Linked DNA regions of Homo sapiens: region 2 is linked to region 1. The links are chromatin contacts, found by Hi-C or POLR2A ChIA-PET in ENCODE. All regions are on one chromosome and are shown on one strand. Each heading gives the region's core, a stretch centred on a gene start or an enhancer-like site at or near the end of the contact. The rest is flanking DNA. Distances are from core to core; before and after follow the strand shown. Region 1 holds the start of GOLM2 (golgi membrane protein 2). Region 2 holds the start of CEP152 (centrosomal protein 152).

Region 1 (7,509 bases), core at 499-2,998:
AAGTGATTCTCCTGCCTCAGCCTCCCGAGTAGCTGAGGCTACAGGGGTGAGCCACCGCGCCCGGCCTAGAATAATTTTCGATTGCTGGTTGAGCAGAGCAAGGCCAATATGAGTTGAGGAAAGCAGAGATGGAAAGGCTCTTTATAGTTAATGATTTCTCATTTTTGCTTTGCTTCCTTTTGCCAAAGTCGGCTTGTCATCTGAGAGTGGAGAGGATTTGTTAGATCTTATGAAGCCAGAGCTCACTTCTGATGTGAACCAAGTATTAATAATTTTGGTGGTGGTTTTCTGTACTGCATCTGAGAGAGTAATCATTGTTCTTTGAAGATGCAATAATTCTACGCTACTACGGGACTTAGGGAAATAATTTTTGAGGATAGGAAGCACAGAATAATTAAGATGACAAGTCTTCCTGCCTCAAAATCATATCACTCTGATTCGAATAAAAAATACCAAGGTTTTTCCTTCTTGAGGTTTTATACTCATGGAAGTTCTTCAACCTGAGGTCTGAAAAATAAGGCAACCCCATCCTCTCCTTAAACAGGTTAGAGCCAGTACCTTTTTATTTCTCTATGCACGGACAAAATAATTATGCAAAAAAAAAAAAGAGGCAGGTTTTGTTTTTTTTTTTGCACTACTGAAATTCACACTTAACATATAAACAATCTGCTATATGCAGACAGCACTGGTGTTTAGAGTTCAATGATCTGGATTCAAGCCTATTTAAAACCAGATAAGAGAAAGTTCCCAAACATCTATGTGTCTTGGATTCTTCATCTGTAAAATTGCGTTGTTGAGAAGATAATATGAGACTAGGCGCGCAAAACAATTTGTTAGAGCTATTATTTCTAACCCGGAATGTGTTCGCTGGCAGTAACAGTGCATTAGTTACGATTCATCGAGGGCAGCTTCTGGACTTTCTGTTTGGAAGCCCAGCTGAGGCAAAAGCAGCAGTGCGTTTAAAAATTGGAGCTCGCCACATTCTGAAATTCTTTCGGTTCGTGAAAGCAGTAACCTAGGAAACGAGACTGGCACCACCCCTTTCAGTCCTAAAGCTTGGTTTCTCCCGCTTTTCTCCATTATGTTTAGGGCATCGCTATTTTACAGTCTTTTTGTTTTTTCTTTCCACATCATTAGCACAAAAGAGAAATTCCCCTTCTACAGAAGCAAGTACAAAACCTTTCTAGTCGCTCCTTTTTGGCAGCAGCTCACCTACTATTTTTTTCTATTCCGCGGTCGCAGCCCCAGACGTCCTCAAAGACAAATATTTTCGCGAGGGCCAGTGTAGGGCAGGAACTCCCTAGGCCTTGAATCAAGGGAATCCAGTAGATAACAACAGAAAGGACTCCGACCCAGGTACCTGAGACATCTGAGACCGCCAAAATTAACACAACACCCTACGCGACAGAGAAAACTCTGGGCGGGGAGAGAGAAAGAGAGCGAGCGAGCGAGAGAGAGAGAGAGCGAGAGAGAGAGAGAGAGAGAGAGAGAGAGAGAGAGAGAGAGAGAGAAAGAGAGCGAGCGAGAGAGAGCGAGAGAGCGAGAGAGCGAGAGAGCGAGAGAGCGAGAGAGAGAGAGAGAGAGAGAGAGAGAGAGAGAGAGAGAGAGAGAGAGAGAGAGAGACGAGAGGAAGCAACGTTCTCGCGACAAGAGGGGTGTCGACGGAAACTCGGAAATGGTCCCCTAGACGACCCGGCCCCAGCTAGTGGGTGGGGCCAGGGTACATCCGCCCCTTTCCGGTTTTTTTCCCCGCCTCCCAACCGTGAGGTGTTGGGTTTGGGGGACGCTGGCAGCTGGGTTCTCCCGGTTCCCTTGGGCAGGTGCAGGGTCGGGTTCAAAGCCTCCGGAACGCGTTTTGGCCTGATTTGAGGAGGGGGGCGGGGAGGGACCTGCGGCTTGCGGCCCCGCCCCCTTCTCCGGCTCGCAGCCGACCGGTAAGCCCGCCTCCTCCCTCGGCCGGCCCTGGGGCCGTGTCCGCCGGGCAACTCCAGCCGAGGCCTGGGCTTCTGCCTGCAGGTGTCTGCGGCGAGGCCCCTAGGGTACAGCCCGATTTGGCCCCATGGTGGGTTTCGGGGCCAACCGGCGGGCTGGCCGCCTGCCCTCTCTCGTGCTGGTGGTGCTGCTGGTGGTGATCGTCGTCCTCGCCTTCAACTACTGGAGCATCTCCTCCCGCCACGTCCTGCTTCAGGAGGAGGTGGCCGAGCTGCAGGGCCAGGTCCAGCGCACCGAAGTGGCCCGCGGGCGGCTGGAAAAGCGCAATTCGGACCTCTTGCTGTTGGTGGACACGCACAAGAAACAGATCGACCAGAAGGAGGCCGACTACGGCCGCCTCAGCAGCCGGCTGCAGGCCAGAGAGGGCCTCGGGAAGAGATGCGAGGATGACAAGGTAAGGACGACCCTTTTCTCTTCAAACCCCATGGTTTCTTTTCTCCCCGGGGTCTGGGGCGGGATGTTAATCCGCTAGCTGTTGTCTTATGCCTTCCAGTATTTCAGTCCTGAAGGCTCCTTTCACCCCCAACAACCCTGTTTCTGTCAGACTTTTCCCAGTTTATCAGTGCCACGTTCTCTGGTCCCTGCCAGAAAAAAATGACTGTAAATTCTGGTTCTCAAGAGTGGACTGTGTGCAGATGCTGCCTATTCTCTAAGCTCAGCTGGTGAGTTGGCAGTAGTAATCATCTGGCCTGTGTGGCCCCCTTACCTTCAAAGACACACAAATCTGGCGACTGCCAGGTTTGGTGTGGTTATTGTCTCATTTTTATTCCGTGCACACTGATCAATATTAATTTCGTTATTTAAAGAACGAAGCCGCCTCTGACTCCTCTACTTATGGTAGTCATCATATATTTTTTAAGCTGTGTGACTTTTAAAATCTCTATAGGGTGATGTATTGAATAACTAAATAATCAGCTATGACTGCCTTTTTGTGATCAAAATGTTATGATAGATGGGCCCTCGAGCTATATGTGAGACACACTTGTGTCTTGGACATAGTTGATCCATCATTATCTACTCAATTTGAATTGTTAATGAAATCAGCCAAAAGATTAGAATCTGAAAATAAATTTTAAGCAGTGGAATGTCATGTCAGTGTCTTCATTGAAAGAAAATAGAATGAAATTTTGTATAGCTAAGTTGCTATTAGGGTTGGTGTTTTATGCAGATGGAAAACTATACAAAGTTTTAAATATAAAAAGTTTAAAATTGAACTGTAATCATACTTGCTACTAAATAATCCTTGTTTTCATTAGCTCATTGGTAACTATATTAATAGTTTATGACTTAGCAACTTCTGTAGGTATAGTAGAGTTATGAAAATTTCTGGGCAGGATAGTAGATGCCTTTCTATACACTTCTTTGGTAATCTTCACATTTTTGTGTGTAAATGCCCATTATAATTACAAGTTTTACTTTGCATATCAAAATCACTTAAGGGTAAGTCATTATGAATTAAACTGTCTGTGAGCTTCTAACTTTCCTGTTGACAGCCTCTACCTGGCTTTCTTATTTCATGAAGATTAAGGCCCTCAGCTAAGTGCTTCCCTATAACCCCCTCCTCTTCACCATAACATAGACATGCTATGATAGGGTCAAGGAATCAGTACATTTATATGTGCGCTGCATGCTTAACTCTAAAGACTGAAAAACTCTCGGGCAGAGTAGGTAGAAATCCATGAAAGTTTGGAGTATTAAAGTAAGGTCTTCCTACTTGGCATGGTTGAGCATTACAATTCACATTCTTCTCTCTGGTCTCAAAGGAAAGTCTCTTGTTGTAATTAATACTCTTGATTCCATTCTTTCATCCATTGGACTTTTTGTTGTTGTCGTTGTTGTTGTTGTTGTTGTTTTTTGAGACGGAGTTTTGTTTTTGTTGCCCAGGCAGGAGTGCAATGGCGTGATCTCAGCTCACTGCAACCTCCGCCCCCCCGGGGTTCAAGCAATTCTCCTGCTTCAGCCTCCTGAGTAGCTGGGATTACAGGCATGCACCACCACGCCTGGCTAATTTTGTATTTTTAGTAGAGAAGGGGTTTCTCAATGTTGGTCAGGCTGGTCTTGAACTACCAACCTCAGGTGATCCGCCCGCCTCAGCCTCCCAAAGTGCTGGGATTACAGGTGTGAGCCACCATGCCCAGCCTCTTTTTTTTTTTTTTTTTTTAAAGAGACAGGGTCTCATTGTGTTGCCCAGGCTGGAGTGCAGTAGCTGTTACACAGGCATGATGCACTATAGCATTGAAATCCTGAGCTCAAGTGATCCTCCTGCTTCAGCCTCTGAGTAGCTGGGACTGCAGGTGTGCACCACCTTGCCCAGCTCTACTGAACTGTCTCTTTCAGTTTGTTTCACTTTTTACCTTCAACAGTATGTGGGTGTCCCCTGTTCTCAGTAAAGGAAAAAAAATCTGTATATTCCTTTCTCCCAACCAACCCATTTGTTTTTTCACTTTCATTGCTAAAGTCAAATTATTGATGGTCTACAAATGTTCCATCTACCTATTTTTTCATAACCATCCTAATCTTAAAATGTCTGCCATCTTTCTTTCCTCCCCTTTTTTGAAACTATTCTCTTGAAGGTCACAAATGGCAGTCTTCCTAGTCAAAACCAAAGAATATTTTTATTCTTACTGTATTTGACCTCCCAGTAGTTTGATCCTGTTGATTGTCTCTAGCTATTTGGAAACTATTTTCTTTCTTGCTTCTGTTATACTGGACTCTCCAGTCTTATCTTCTTCACTATATTCTTTGCTGGATTTATTTTTTCTTTCCAGTCACCTAGTAAGGGACTCTGTTATTGAGCCTTTGCTCTCCCATAAGAGCAGTATTCCCCAAAGTAGTGTTAAACAGAATACCCTTCTTGTAATATTTCTTAGGTGGTGAGGAGAAAAAAATGAAAACCTTTTTTGGAGGGAAATGTTAGTGTATCCTCCTCTTGGAATTCATAATGCCTGCTGGAATATAAAAGCTCTGAGAAATCCATTAATAAAGAAGGCTATTCAATTTTGTTTAACTCAGTCTTGTTTAGTTTATTTGATCACAGGTTACTATTTTCATGGCCTACCTATTATGGCACAGAATAATATAGCAAAGCCCACTAGTTTGGGAAATATTGCCCTGGGTATCTTAACTACTTTTAAGTGTTTGGCTAATATTTTATGCAGCTGGCTCACAAGACTGTATCTCTTATTGAATGTCAGTTCTGTGTGTGTATATGTGTATACATACATATATATATATATATATTTTTTTTTTTTTTTAGACAGAGTCTCGCTCGGTTAAGCAGGCTGGAGTACAGTGGTGTGATCTCGGCTCACTGCAAGCTCCGCCTCCTGGGTTCACGCCATTCTCTGCTTCAGCCTCCTGAGTAGCTGGGACTACAGGCGCCCACCTCCATGCCCGGCTAATTTTTTGTATTTTTAGTAGAGATGGGGTTTCACCATGTTAGCCAAGATGGTCTCGATCTCCTGACCTCGTGATCCACCAGCCTTGGCCTCCCAAAGTGCTGAGATTACAGGCGTGAGCCACCGCACCCGGCTAGTTCTGTATATTTTTAAAAGTTTTTTCTTTTTTTAGTTTTGTAGAGATAGGGTGTTGCTATGTTGCCCAGGCTGCTTTCAAACTCCTGGCTCCAAGTGATCTTGCCTTGGGCTCACAAAGTGCTGGGATTCTAGGTGTGTGCCACAGCACTTGGTGTGCCACTTCTGTATTTTGAGCTGGCTATAACAACTTTCTTGGGCTGCTTGTGAATGTCTGTTCTTGGGGTTAATGAGGACTCTCTGAGCTGCTTAGTAGAAAGGGTAGTCTTGGTCTCTGTATTTTAAACTTAACAGTTTTTCAGGGTTTTTTTTATTGTTATTGTTGTTTGTTTGTTTTGAGACAGGGTCTTGCTCTGTCACCCAGGCTGGAGAGCAGTGGTGCGATCATAGTTTACTACAGCCTCAAACTCCTGGGCTCAAGCGATCCTCCCACCTCGGCCTCCCAAGTAGCTGGGACTATAGGTGCATGCCACCATGATGGTCTAATTTTTTATTTTTTGGTAGAGATGAGGGTCTTATTATCTTGTCCAGGCTGGTCTCCAGTTCCTGGCCTGAAGTGATCCTCCTGCCTTGGCCTTCTAAAGTGCTGGGTGTGAGCCACCATACTTGGCCACTTAACAGTTTTAGATCTGGAAAATTATTGGAAAATTAGATCTGGAAAACTAAACAAGTGATCCTCCTGCCTTGGCCTTCTAAAGTGCCAGGTGTGAGCTACCATACCTGGCCACTTAACAGTTTTAGATCTGGAAAATTATTGCAAAGATAGTACAGGGAGTTTTTATATACCCCACACCCAGTCTTCCCTATTATTAACATCTTAACATAAGTATGATGCATTTGTCACAATTAATGAACCAGTATTGATATCTTATTATGAAAGTCCGTACTTTATTCAGATTTCTTCAGTTTTCGCCTGCTGTCCTTTTTTAATTCCAGGATCTCATCCAGAGTTACGTTACATTTAGACATTATGTCTTCTGAAGCTTCTTTTCAGCCTTTCCTTGTTTTTTAGACCTTTTCTTGTTTTTGATAATCTTGACAATTTTAAGGATTACTGATTAGGTGTTTTATATAGAATGTCCCTCAATTGGGAATTGTCTGAGTCTTTTCTCAGGATTAGACTGGAGTTGTGGGTTTTCGGACAAAGACCACAGAAGTAAAGTACCAATCTCAACACATCATAACATGGGTATGTTTTTCAAAATGATTTATCACTACTTATGTTAACCTCTATCACCTGGCGTGAGATAGTGCTTGTCAGGTTTCTCCACTATAATGTACTCTTAAAAAAAATCTGTTTCCATACTGTACACTTTGGAAGAAAGTATGTTCACCCTCACTTAATGAGTGGGTAGTTATGTTTTTCCTCCTTAAGGACAGAGTATCAACATAAACTATATGGAATTCTTCTGCAAAGGAGATTTGTCTCTTCTCCCTCATTTATTAACTTAATAATTTACTTGTATCGGTATGGACTCATGGATATTTATTTTGTACTTTGGCTTATAATCCAATATTAGTTTATTTTTTTGTTGCTCAAATTGTTCTGGCTCTGGCTGTTGGAGAGCTCCTTCATTAACTCCTGTATCCCCTTCTTACTTTTATAGTGCCAGAAAGTACAGAGAATTTCCACATACCCTACACCCAGTTTCATTGTGACATACCCCTTTCTTACTTTTTGGTACTTTTAGATGCTCTAGGCCTATCTATACGTTTCCTACTCCAGCCCTAGAGTCAACCATTTCTCCAAGGAACCTTGGTTCCTTTTATTGGAGAATGGCATTAGAAACCAAGGTCTGCAGCTGGGCACGGTGGCTCACGCCTGTAGTCCCAACACTTTGGGAGGCTGAGGCTAGTGGATTTCTTGAGGTCAGGAGTTCAAGACCACCCTGACTAACATGGTGAAACCCCATCTCTACTTAAAAATACAAAAATTGGGCCAGACACGGTGGCTCACGCCTGTAATCCCAGCACTTTGGGAGGC
Region 2 (7,509 bases), core at 1,633-4,132, 4.5 Mb after region 1:
ATTAATCACCACTCATTATCACTGCTACCAGAGACTTTAGTATAATATTCAGAACAACAAAAGAGACTTCTTTAAAAAAAAAAAATAGCAAGATAGTAAATCCAAAAGCCATAAAGAAAAATGTGATGGAAACCTAACCACAAAAAATAAAATTTTGTTTAAGGCAAAAGACATCATTAACGAGTCAAATATTATATATGAAAAAATACATCAATAACAAAGTCAAGAAAAATAAGAATAAAAAAAATTTGCAAAGCACCTGACAAAGTCCCAATATAAAATTATTACAAAGAAATGAGAAAAAGACAATCCAATATAAAATTGGGCGACTGACATGACAATTTATTTTAAAAAGTGTAAATCAATTAGTTTGAAAAGATGCTTAAGCTCGTGATGTTTCAAAGAAGTGTCATTTAAACAATATGCCATTTTCAACCACTAGATTGAAAAAACAAACAAACAAAAAAAAAACTTGTTATCACCCAGTGGTGACTATTTTGTATTTTGTATGGCTCATGAGTTGCTGGTGAAAATATCAACTGCTAAACCATCTTGAAAACTATCAATATTAATATATTGAAAATTAACATTTACACTAGTAAAATTATTTTGAATTAATTTGTCAATACTATGCCACTAGTAAAAATACTGAAAATTTTCTATATCTATTGACTCAAGGCTGACCACTTGAGAAATCAAGATGCAGATTAAGTATACAGTATGTTTTGGTTTTCTTCTTCAATAGCAGTCTGGTAGACTTTCTTCCTAGATAACTTTTTCTGAACCCTTAACAAGACTATAAAAAGTATGTCTTGTTGTTACACTCAGATGGATGCTCTGACCCAGCATTCCTTTTGTTGTCCCCGGTTGTTTTCTCTGCCCTCCTTGCAACAAAAGCAATGGGTATTTGGACAAAAGATTACAAAGCAAAAGTAGCATTGTTTTTGCTTCATCTAATAAACTATAAGCACCCTGAAGGCAGAATTAAAATGTATCTGCCTGCTTGCACATGGTGGGTACATAACAAATATTTGTTGACTGAATATGATATAGGCATGTTACCTTATACGAATTCATTACTTCAATAAAATTTTATTGAATACCCACTGTGTTCCAGATCATATCCTAGATGCACCTAAGACATGGTACCAGCCATGAGGAGCTCACTGTCTCTGCTCACCCTCTCTTAGATAGAGCCACTGATATAAACAGTTACAATAACATATTGTAATAAATTCCGTAGTAGATGAAAGTACAAAGCACAAATTACTTTTCCTAAGAAGAAAGGATAGTTTAGAGAAGTTTTACAGAAAAAAAAGAGCTTTTAGATTAGAAATAAATCTTAAAGGACACAATATGGCTATAAGTGGTTCTAAGAATGAGGGCACTCATTCAGACAACCTGGGCTCAATTCTGGCTCTTCTATTTATCAGCAGTGCAATCTTGAGCAAACTGTTTCTGCTTCTACGTTAAAGAAATGGGGGTAAAAATAATACCTACTTCAAAGATTGATTCTGAGGATTCACAAGATACTACATGTAAAGTAATTAGCACTATGTACCAATCAATACATTGTAGTTTTATTACTATTATGACATTATTACTGATGAATAGGAGTCTGCCAGCTACCGAAGAGGTTTAGGGAATAAAGAGGATTCCGCATATCTGAGAAAAGGTGAATGTGCAGCCTATGAGAAATGTCACTTCTAATAATGCAACCTCCTATGGAACAAAAATGCCACCCTCCTTCAAGATGCCCTCCCAAGCCTGTTCCCCCATGGAGCTGGCCACTCCTTTGCACTTTCAGACTGTATTTCTTATGCTTTTCTTATGGCTTCAACTTCAGCTTCTCTTTAGTTGAGTGCATTCACCTGTCTAGGGAGTGCATGTTCATTGTCACGCACTATGAAGGTATAAGGTGATAATAGGCTTAAATCAGACTCAAGTTCATGACTACGATATAGGAAGGGTTATAAACCCCCACAAAAGGGGTTTCTAAGAACTGCACTTGGAGTTGGGAAATTCTACTTACTTGCTGACATAACTCGCCTTCTAGAATGGAAATAGCCAGAGCACATAGCCCGGTTTAGACTTGCAACACCTGGTGGAGACACCTTATTCATTCATTCGACAATTTACCAAGCACTGTTCAAGATTACAAAGTTTAACAGGACACGATGAAGGGAAAGAAAATAGACATATAAACAAATGATCACAACATCTTGTGATCAGTGCTAATAACAGCACTTTGGACAAATTGATTCAAGTTGCCCAGAGGGCGGAGCGAGTAATGCTAATACACAATAAGCATCCACAGGCTGAGCGAATGACCTTGAGGAACTGTTTGGCGTCAGCTACGGCACTACAAACATGACCAAAGCCGCACGGGGCCCAGGATGCCCGGGGCTACTGGCTTCGGGTGCCAGCGTCACTTGTACTCGGTCAACACACGTGCACAGAGCACCTACTGTGAGCCAGGCGTGACGCCAGGGTGACCAAGGCGGGGTCCGCAGAGTAGGGTCTCAGGGCGACCCCAGCAGCCTGGAAACGAGGCGGGCTTCCCATATGTCACTTCTAAGTAGGATATTGGAGGAATGAAGAGGTCTAAATGACACGTTAAGGTAAAAGCTGAGCCCGCAACATGCGGGCAGTCCACCACCGCGGGATTTGGGGAGGGGGCAGGTCAGCCCCCCCAGGAACCCTCAGCCAGCATCCCGAGGACCCCGCAACTCCTCTAACCCCAGGTCCAAGCTCACCCGTGAATCAGAACTTACCGGAGGCCACGGAGGCTGTTACCGCGAGGAAACTCTAGTCCTGGCGGAAGACCAACTTCTAGCAGATCCCCTTACCCTGGCTCTAGTCCACTAGCTCCTTCCTAGTCACAACCGAACTCACGGGGCGGAGGCCCTTAAGGAGCACTCGCATCCTTCAATCGCCGACTAGAAGCTCGCCCGGTGGGCGGAGCCGTGCCAGCTCAGGGCAGAGCGAGGAGGCAGAAGTCTCCGCCTTCCTCAAGCTTGGTTGAGAAGTCCACCTGCAGTTGCAAAGTACGGCTGTTTGAAAGCGGGCGCCAGAGGTGGCGGGAAGCTCCCCCTGTGCGCCCATTGGTGGATTCGAGAGCCAATTACGAGGAAGTCACCCCGGAGTGGGCGGGCTGATCGGTTGCCTAGAGACGCCGAGGCGCTTCACCCGCTACCTTCGGCCAGGGTGCAGCAGTCTTACGGGGACCCCTTGCCCGTTTGGTACCGGAGACTGCAAAGGTGACTCGTGCCTCCTGCGCTTCAGCACACAGAATCCCGCAGATTCCCCACCGAACTCTTGCCTTAGAGGTTTTTTACATTTGCCCTTGTTTTCTAAGGCGCCTGCTTCCCCATTATTTAACAGCCTTAGATATTTTGCTTTGTCTTCTACCTTACTAGGTGCCGCTTTGTTTACATTTTTGCTTCTTTAATTACTGATAAGATGGCACATTTTTCCACGTGTCTATTTACTACTCTAATTTCCTCGGGTGTGAGTGTTCTTGTCACTTAGGTGTATATTATTAACCTGCCCCTAAAGACAGCGCCACCCAGTCCTCAGTAAAGCCCAGTACTGTGTCTATCTTCTCTGGCTGAAAGGGTTCCAGTGAATAATCAAGGAATTGGTGGCGGCAGGTTCACATATCCTTTCAACCCTTTCCCATGTGTACTGGCACGGAGTAAAATGGTTGTTCGAGGCTCTTCATACTGTGGCTGGTTTTCCTTTGCTACTTCACCGTCCGCCCCCATGATGCCTACACTGACCCCTGTAACCCCATAAACTGGTATAGGGTTTGGCAAACAACAGGTAATTTAACCCACTGTAATAGAATGAACGAAATCACAGCCTGAGCTAACAATGGTTCCCAGAGCGCTTTTTTTCTTTCACCTGCTGTGAAAGCTGTTTCTTTCACCTGCATCGCCTCTACCTTCTCCTGCTACTTAGTTTTGAAGACAGACTAGCACCTCCTTTGAAGCCTTTCATGACACACACTCCCTCACTTCGCAAAAATGATCTTTCCTACCTCTGTACACAGTGTATCCTATATATCCTATTATAGTTCTTTTATCTACTGTAAGTTTTTGTGTGTCTTACACTCAGTACAACGTGAATATCTTGAAGTACTCACTTTACTTCTTGGGTGTCTAACATGACCCTGGTAGGCACTCAAAACAATTATGTTAAATGAGTAAATGAATAAATGAACAAATAGATGAAGATTTTGGCAGGGGGGCAGGCAGAAAAAGCAAATAAAAGGCCTTCAAGTAAATGGCATTTGTTGAATCTGAGCCAAGGCATCTTAGTGAGAATTAAATGCACTTTTCACTTTTCACATCCCACTGAAGTCGATTGGCAAACTGTATGTTGCATTCTGTGCTGAGGGTTATGATGGAGTGCTGCAGCAAGAATGCCAGGTGATCCCCATGCACAAACAACTGCTTCTTAGAAGGATGAAAGCATAAAACGTGTCAGGGTAAGCACATGAGGAGGCAGTGTTTATAATCCATTACACAGTGCTTTACAGATTGGTAAATTCTTTCACAAGCATCATCTCATTTGGTTCTCACTACAACACTGTGGGGGGTTAGGACAGGTATTCCTACCCATTTTCCAGTTGAAGAAACTTACATAAAAATAAATTAAATGACTTGTCCAAGGCTACACAGCTAATACAAGGCAGACAGAATCTGAAACCAGGTCCTTTATCTCCAAACCCAGAGCTCATCACTACATACAAAATATTTTAGTGAGACTAGCATATACGTGACAAAGAGGGAAAATAAAGAATAAATCAACCTCCCATCCTGCCATGCCTCTAAAAATGGTTTTTGGTGGAGTTATGGATATATTCAACTAAATTTCTTTGACCACCTATCCTGTTTAAGTCCTGGCCTAGGTGCAGGGTAGGACCCCTATGCTCAAGGTACCAACACTCTGAGTTACAAGATGCTTACGTAGAAAGATAAATAATAATAAAAATTGTTTACTAAGTGTAATAAGAGTAGAATAGGCAATAATTCTAGGGAAAGTGAACACCTAAAGATGAATCTATCAAGGCAGGTTCAAGGAAGAAGAGAAGGAGAGAGCTCAACAGGTCAGTTGATTAGCATGAGTGCAATTTAAAGGCCAGACCAGCAAAAGTGCAGGAATCTTACATTTAGATGTAAGTCTGGAGAAGAAGGCAGGAAGGAGGTGGTCCATAGAAGAGCTTTAAGCCTGGGAGAATAGGAAGGGCATTCTACAGAGGTCAGGTAATGGTGTGCACAAGGAATGAATCTAACATCCAAAGAAACACAAGCAGACAGAGGCATTCTGGGATAAGAAAGGCAAGTGTGGGAGAAGAAAGTAAAACTGCCAAAGATCTCAAATGCTGGACAAAAGATTATTTGTGAAACGTTGGCTCGATGTTTACCTTGCATGTTTTAAATGGGCACACCTATGAGCTGGGTGAGACATTTCAAGAGAAAATGTCACATTGTTGATGAGATGGGGTCCCTCCCACTAACAAGCATTTATAAAGGTAAAGCTAAACCATTATTTCTCCTTTTTCCTCCTTTTTGGTGTCAAAGCTATCAGGTCAAAGCAATGTCATCACAGGAGTGCTATCCAAAGTGCTATCATCAAGGAGTACTATCTTCAAAGGAACACAGAACTTAGAGTAAGAAGATCTGAGTTCAAGTCCCAGTTCTCCTACCTACTAGCATTGTCCATAACAATTTAACACTCAAAAGCCTCAAAGTCCTTATCTGAAAATAGGGATGATAATACCCACTTCTCAGGATTGTGGCCAAAAAAAAATGAGATGAGATTGTGAGAAACAGCTTTTAAATGTAAAAACATTATTTTCCATTGTGTTTCTATGTACTATGGCTTATTGGATTAGAGTACACACTGGGGTCTGAGGTAGTAAGGAAAAACCAGGAAGGTGTTCTGGGAGTGGATGGCAGAGAAAGACAAGGGTGAATGTGTGCCGAGGGCAACAGGAGCTTATGGGATGGGACAAACAAAGAGTCTACACAAAGGATATGGCTTCATGAGAACAGGACAAAAATAGGAAGTGCTAGAGATGGAACAGGAGTACTTGGAAAGAACCAAGGAAGATCAGACCATTATTTACATCTTATTCAACAGTATTTTGGGAACACCTACTTTGTGCCAAACACTGTGCTGGGATCATTTAATATTGACATGTGGATCAAAATGCCCACTCTGCTCAAGTCCCTTCTCACAGAATCTGCTCCTGCTCACAGTCATTATGACCTCACCACCATCACCATCCTACCACCCACGGTCCTGGCCAGACTTGACTGAATCAAAGGGGAACACTAGACCCAAGCTGGGCCAATCGTATTCCCTTCCCAGATAACTAAGATTCCACAAAACTGAGCAAGGTGGTAGCCATACAGAGGAGAAGCAGACTTTTATTACACTTGCCTGTATTTTATGGGAAATATGCTTCCTCCATAACTGTGTCATATACATGGTAGACCCTAGACTGAAGATCATGAACTTTTGCCACTGAAAGCCATGTATCTGTCTGGTTCCTGTACTTTGAAAAGCCAGACAGTTTAGCTTTTCCTTGCATTCTGTGATAACTAAACCTTAAAAACTTTTTGACTTGAGCTGGCTTGGGTCATTGTAGAGGTTGAATCATGTTCCCTAAAATTTCATGTCCACCTAGAACTTCAGAATGTGACTTTATTTGGAAATATGGTTTTTGCTGATACAATTGTTTAATATGAGCTCATTCGGGATTAAACTTAGGTAAAGCTAAACCATCATTTCTCCCTTTTCCTCTTTTTTGGTGTCAAAGCTATCAGGTTAAAGCAATGTCATCACAGAAGTGCTATGCAAAGTGCTATCAGCCTTAAGTCTAATGACTGGTGTCTTCATAAGAAGAGAGGACACAAAGAGACACATAGGGAGAAGACAGCCATGTGAGGGTAAAGGTGGTGATTGGGGTTAGATTGCCATAGGCCAAGGAACGTCTGGGGCCACCAGATGCTGGAAGAGACAAGAAAGGATTTTTCCCTAGAGCCTTTGGAGGGAGCATGGCCCTACCACATCTTGATTTCAGACTTCTATCTTCCAGAACTGTGAGAGAATAAACTTCTGTTGTTTGCGGTATTGGTTACAGTAGCCCTAAGAAGTTAATAAAGGTAGGTTTACATTCTTGGCAACCAAACATTCATGACTAAGATACATTTTTAGTGATTATATTTGAAAAGTCTAGACCAGTGATACTCCAAATAGGGCCATGGTCCACTGGTATACCTCATTTGTATTAAATGATACAAATGCCCAAGGCATTTCTTCAATTATCATAGGAAAATAATTTGTAGATTTTTATTTTTACATACAATTAGAAATCCACCAAGTAAGATATAGGAAGTTACTAATGTTAAGAATTTGTAAATTAAAATGAGTGCATTTTTCGGGTTTATCAAGAATGATCATCATTTGGATGTGCAATATTACAAAGCTCTTGCT

The links. Hi-C counts contacts between places; a loop is a spot of excess contacts on that map. ChIA-PET counts read pairs that join two places held with the same protein, here RNA polymerase II (POLR2A). Pooled maps may share reads with other maps.
Region 2: a map of CD8-positive, alpha-beta T cell shows a loop between it and region 1 (12-fold over the local background). The contact joins the promoter of CEP152 here to the promoter of GOLM2 in region 1. A Hi-C loop is called at or near these places in 1 of 168 maps with a recorded cell type or tissue (CD8-positive, alpha-beta T cell) and 5 of 50 pooled maps. POLR2A ChIA-PET finds 5 or more read pairs at or near these places in 2 of 52 experiments (CD8-positive, alpha-beta memory T cell and activated CD8-positive, alpha-beta T cell).

Annotation. Positions count from the first base shown.
Region 1 is chr15:44,286,971-44,294,479 of GRCh38, forward strand. GOLM2 (golgi membrane protein 2) reads left to right here and starts at 1,749. Exons shown (of 10, transcript NM_138423.4): 1 at 1,749-2,386. The coding sequence starts at 2,060. RefSeq lists enhancers at 808-1,714, 1,096-1,165, 1,561-1,855 and a silencer at 1,666-2,025.
Region 2 is chr15:48,808,187-48,815,695 of GRCh38, forward strand. It overlaps CEP152 (centrosomal protein 152), which reads right to left and starts at 2,883. Exons shown (of 27, transcript NM_001194998.2): 1 at 2,775-2,883. It overlaps LOC124903487 (a long non-coding RNA gene), which reads left to right and starts at 2,512. Exons shown (of 2, transcript XR_007064626.1): 1 at 2,512-2,621; 2 at 2,745-3,723. RefSeq lists enhancers at 2,033-2,594, 3,253-3,312 and a silencer at 2,887-3,077.